Regions from separate parts of the Homo sapiens genome. Here region 1 is linked to region 2. A link is a contact called in ENCODE Hi-C data. All regions are on one chromosome and are shown on one strand. The core of a region is the stretch at or near the end of the contact, and the rest is flanking DNA. Distances in the headings are between cores, read along the strand shown.

The links. Hi-C counts contacts between places; a loop is a spot of excess contacts on that map.
Region 1: a loop to region 2 is called in a map of vagina, with 6 times the contacts of the local background. The contact joins two enhancer-like sites. A Hi-C loop is called at or near these places in 1 of 168 maps with a recorded cell type or tissue (vagina).

Annotation. Positions count from the first base shown.
Region 1 is chr18:23,275,330-23,278,029 of GRCh38, forward strand. It overlaps a transcript of SLC35D4 not described here. Among named protein-coding and RNA genes, the nearest start is that of CABLES1, 140 kb to the left of the region's middle. Within about 2 kb of position 1,285, at least 2 of the 41 ENCODE cell types and tissues checked have a DNase peak (open chromatin) inside an H3K27ac peak, as active enhancers do.
Region 2 is chr18:22,189,548-22,192,247 of GRCh38, forward strand. The region is part of intron 6 of GATA6 (GATA binding protein 6); the gene reads left to right. Among named protein-coding and RNA genes, the nearest start is that of GATA6, 21 kb to the left of the region's middle. Within about 2 kb of position 1,369, at least 16 of the 41 ENCODE cell types and tissues checked have a DNase peak (open chromatin) inside an H3K27ac peak, as active enhancers do.

The DNA of each region.
Region 1 (2,700 bases), core at 35-2,534, 1.1 Mb after region 2:
AGCCTCAGCTATTGAAGCAATAATTCTAGGTGCAGCCTTGGACCTGAAACTGGGCGGGCACCTAGAGGCTACTCAAGGACCATGAACCGTGCCCTCCGGGGGTTGGTGAGACAAACCCGAGGTGATCATTCACCCCACCAGCTTCCCCATCACCTGACCGGAGGCTGAAGGGGCTTCGCGAGAACAAGCTGAACTACAGAGGCAGAGCAGGTAAATGGAGCGGGACAGGTCCTCACAGCCTCTTCAGGAGCTGGGTCAGAAAGAGTGCTGTGCTGTGCTGTGCTGTGCTGTGCTGTGCTGTGCTGTGCTGTGCTGTGCTGTGCTGTGCTTTGTTTGGGGACTTGACGTGGAAGGACACCTGTACCCCAAAGCCAAGGTCATGTAGCCCAACTCTTATAGGGGGTCAAAGGAAGTGGGATGGGGTGTTCTAGAAGGTGTAGCTCTCCCATCCCTGGTGGGCTGCTTTTCAGATGTCTAAAAACAATGCTAGGTAAGAATAAAGGGCTGAGAGACCCAAGAACAGATGTCGTGTGACTCCACTGATGTGAGGTTTCTGGAATAGGCAAATTCATACACACAGGTGGTAGAATGGTGGTGACCAGGGACAGCGAAGGAAGGAACGGGGAGTTAGTGTTCAGTGGGCTGGGGTTTCTGTTACGGATGATGAAAAGATTCCAGAAATGGATGGTGGTGATGGCTGCACAACACTGTGAACATATTTCATACCACTGAACTGTGCACTTAAAAATGGGGAAAAGGGCACCTTTTTTTTTTCTGAGATGGAGTCTCACTCTGTCGCCCAGCCTGGAGTGCAGTGGCGCAATCTCGGCTCACTGCAAGCTCCGCCTCCCGGGTTCACGCCATTCTCCTGCCTCAGCCTCCCGAGTAGCTGGGACTACAGGCACCCACCAAAACGTCCGGCTAATTTTTTTGTACTTTTAGTACAGATGGGGTTTCACCGTGTTAGCCAGGATGGTCTCGATCTTCTGACCTCGTGATCCACCCGCCTTGGCCTCCCAAAGTGCTGGGATTACAGGCTTGAGCCACCGCGCCCAGCCAGAAAAGGGCACATTTTATGTTATGTGTATTTTACCAGAATTTTGTTTTTTTTTTTTTTAGAAAAAGGAAGAAAGGACTGAGGGACCTAGAGAGGCTGTGTGGGAGAACAATAGGCCCAAGGCAGAGTGGGGCCCCAGCCTGGGGAGGAGGACATTCAAGCAGAGACTGCTGCCACCAGTGTTGTGGTGCTGGTATTTCATAGTTCTTCAGGCCTGCTATTCATAGCTCAGTCCCACCCATATGCACTTGAAGTTATTTGGAATCTAGGACTTAATTATTTTCCAGCTGGCACATACCGCCAAGTCAACCCCGGCGCTAGCCAGTCCCTGCCCGCCTATCCTCCCTGCCTCTCCTTGCTGCCTGGTTACTGAGGGAGGGACCCGCAGAGCCAGCTGCAATCCCATTCCCCTGCCTCCCCTTGCCAGGAGTGGTAGCCAAAGAGACAGGGCTGTCCCTCACTCATGCTACAGGAGCCACACGACATGCACTCTGCAGGACTCATGGAGCTCAGGGCAAGGAGATCTTCAAAAAGTCCTGCTCTGCTCCTCTTACCTTTTCTTCTCCTCTCTACCTGTCATCTAGTGCCATGATAATGCTGCAAATCGAACCACCTCAAATCTTACTGGTTTAAACTAATAGCCATTTCTTTTTTCTCATGAGTCTAGATTTTGCTGGGCAGCTCAGCTGGTCTCACCCAGGCTCACTTGTGTGTCTGCAGTCAGCTGAAGGCTGGCTGGTCTAGGATGGTAATACAGTTTGGCTGTGTCCCCACCCAAATCTCATCTTGAATTGTACTGGCATAATTCCCACATGTTGGGGGAGGGACCCAGTGGGAGATAATTGAATCATGGGGGCGGTTTCACCCATACTGTTCTTGTGGTAGTGAATAAGTCTCATGAGATCTGATGGTATTATCAGAGGTTTCTGCTTTTACATCTTCCTCATTCTGTCTTTGCCTGCTGCCATCTATGTAAGATGGGACTTGCTCCTCTTTGCCTTCTACCATGATTGTGAGGCTTCTCCAGCCATGTGGAACTGTAAGTCCAATTAAACCTCTTTTGTAAATTTCCCAGTCTTGGGTATGTCTTTATCAGCAGCATGAAAACAGACTAATACAGATGGCCTTGGCTGGGAGGACTTAGCTCTGCTCCACATGGTCTCTCAAGCTTCAGCAGGCTAGTCTGGGCTTGTTCTCATGGTGGAAGCTGCCAAAGAAAAACTGCACCAGACAGAGTTAAACAGGCAAGGGAAACTTTATTCAAGACTACTGCAATAGGAGAGAGAGATTAAACTCAACTCTGGATACCACAGAGGTAACTAGGGATTTCTAGCCAACAGGCAGGGTGAAGGAGTCAATTTATCAAGAGGAACTTGTTAGGCATCAAGACTGGGGGTGATTTTTGCTAAACTGGCCTGGCAGAATTCTTGCTAAACTAGGTTGAGCAGGCCAAGGACAAGGCCTTGGGGCTCCGAGGAGGAGGGCTCAGAGGAGTCTGTCTAAAGTTGGATCAAAGATGGAGTCCTCATCAAAGCAGAAGTCCAATAGAACATGTGGAATATACAACACTTCTTAAGGTCTAGACTCCAAAACGGGCAGTACCACTTCTACTGTGTTTATTGGCCAAAGCAAGTCAGGAGGCT
Region 2 (2,700 bases), core at 119-2,618:
AAGGAACATTTGTGAAGGACTTATGCTGTGCTTATACTGTTAAGTTGCTCAGAGGAAAGTATGAAGGCGAGCTCTGATGCAAGAGCCTGCTGGGGCTGGAGCAGAAAATTAGTGCTTCATTTTTAACTTGAATATGCCACAGAGCTTCTAGAGGACTCGAGAGCCAAACAGTGGTGGATTGGTCTTCGATTTTCTCATAGTGATCTTGCTTTGAGGAAGTTTTTCCCTTTCCTAATACTCACTCACTTATAAGATAGTGAACATAGGGAGGCAGGAAATTAGTTTCTATCAGGTACCTTTTATGTGCCAGGTGTTTTAGATACATTTTATTTTTTACTCCTCCTTCTAAGTGAGATGCAGAAGGTAAAGAACAGTTCCAAGGTCACGTGTCAAATTGAGACGCGTGGTTTCACGTTGGCCGCAGGTCTGGCTGATGCGGTCAGTGTTGTTGCCACTACAGCGTGTTAGATTAATATGCGATATTAGTTCATTTCTTTGAAATCTTCAGAGAGAAGAAAGAATGTTTTCTTAAAGAAATTGGACTAGTTTGATTAATAATTTTAGCATCACATATCCTCCCACTGAAACAGGTGGGAAAACTGTGAGAAGTTATTTGCTCTTGACCAAGAATGTATTTAAGACAGTTAATGCAAATTTTCTTATCAATGTTATACTTAGAAATCAAATGTGTAATGGTACTAAGAATATGGCAGTTGGGTAACATTAAGTTAAAAAAAAAGTAGTAAAAATTACTTTTGTTGACATACCTAATGTGGTTATAACAAGGTTCTTTTAAGAGAAACACAAGATTGCCATACTGAAATCCTTCTAATGCTGCGATTTAAATCCATACACAAACAAATGCTGTTTTGGAACTTTTCAGAATGTTAAAATTGTCTTCAATGAATGTTTATGAAGAAATTACTGAAAAAGCATTTCTTAATAGTGAAGTGCCTGTTTTTTTTTTCAGTCTATCGTCCAAAACACTCTTTTCTAAATGAGTAGCAAAGGGGTTAAAAAATCATTAATCTCCCAAAGGGTCTGTGAGAGAGTTATGTGGTTAGGTATTATTATTGCCTCATTTATAAACCAAGATCCGGAGTGACTCCTTAAGGTCACAAAACAAGCCAGTATTGAAGCCGGGACTGGAACCGACGTCTCCTGCCTCCCAGTCCAGGGCTGTTACCACTCCCAGGGAGTTGACCAATCATCACAGTTATTAATATCCCACTTGCCACATGCTACAAGCCATGAACATAAATATTTTGTTGGCATTTTATCTTCATGCTCCCTATGTGCCAGGCTCCCTTTCTTTCTATGTTCACAGCCCCTTCTAATAACTCACGTTCTTGTCTGACCACATTGGCCTTTGCGTGAAAGTCACACGTCACCCCGGCAGGGAATGTTCAAGCATGCGGATTTGCATACTTTCATTCTGATCTCAAGGCTTTTTCTAGACTTCCTTTTTTTTTTTTTTTAAATCTCGTGTGTGTGTGTGTGTGTGTGTGTGTGTGTGTGTGTGTGTGACAGGGAGGATGGTAAGAAGTAGTTTAAAAATGCATTGTGTGCTACATCAATATCCAATGGCTTTGTACATTAGGAAACAGTAAAGCTTTAAATAGTTTGTAACATATGTCCACATAATTTATCACAGAATTGTGGTTTATTTAATAAGTGACTCATTATCACTATCTGATAGCCAGAATACTGGATAAAGAATAAGTGTGGGCAGAAGTTATTCACCATTTCTTATAGCCTCATCCCAGAATACAGCTCTTCTTTGCAAATTACAGATTCTTTGCAGTTTTCTCCCACCCGCCCCCCCAACGCCTCTATAAGAATATACAAAATTGTCAGAAAACATGAAATAATGTTACGGGAAAACATGGCCAAATTTAAGAAATCTGGCTTAGATTGCTCTGAAAGGTTATTGCTAAATGAATCTTCGAAGAAAACGAATTCCTTTACTGGAACAAAAGTAATTTATTATGCATTTCATGGGTGTCTGCCAGAAGAGTTACTAGCAGTATGAAGATCCAGTGGATATGAATTAAGTACAATCTGTTAGTTCTGTTCATGTTTAGACCTACCTGTTAATTTTCTCTGAAATTTTAATAATTTAAAAAAGCATCTCCATAGACAGGTGTTGGCAATGTGACAATTCACCACTCAGCTACCCATCACATCAGGCTTTTTTAAAGGCCCAGTACTCAGAATTTGTGAGACTGAGCACAAAGACATTATTTTATTGACCTCATATTTTAAGAATGATTTGGACAAATACATAACTAGGCATTGATTCTAATGTCCTGTTGGGGTCTTACGAGTAAACGGTTCCAAGTCAACATCTGACGATGCTTAAATCATGATCCGACTTGATGGTGTGCTGCCTGTTTTGGTTGTTGGCCTGGCACGGTTTCACCAGAGCTGGGCCACATGCTGCAGAACCATATTTTTATTTTATTAAACACAAGTATTTTACATTTAAAGCTCTCATTAAATTTAGTTGCTTGATTCGTGGTGAAGCCTGAATATGGTCAAAAGTTTATTCTGGGGGTTCACGGATTAGCAGCTGGGAGGAAACAGATTCCAGCAGCCAGGCGCTAGCTCCAGCTCTGTCTGTGTGAGTATAGCAAGCTGCCAAGGTTCTGTAAAGCCTCTGTTTTCCTCCTTCTACTAAAGGGGAAAAGTAATTCCTAC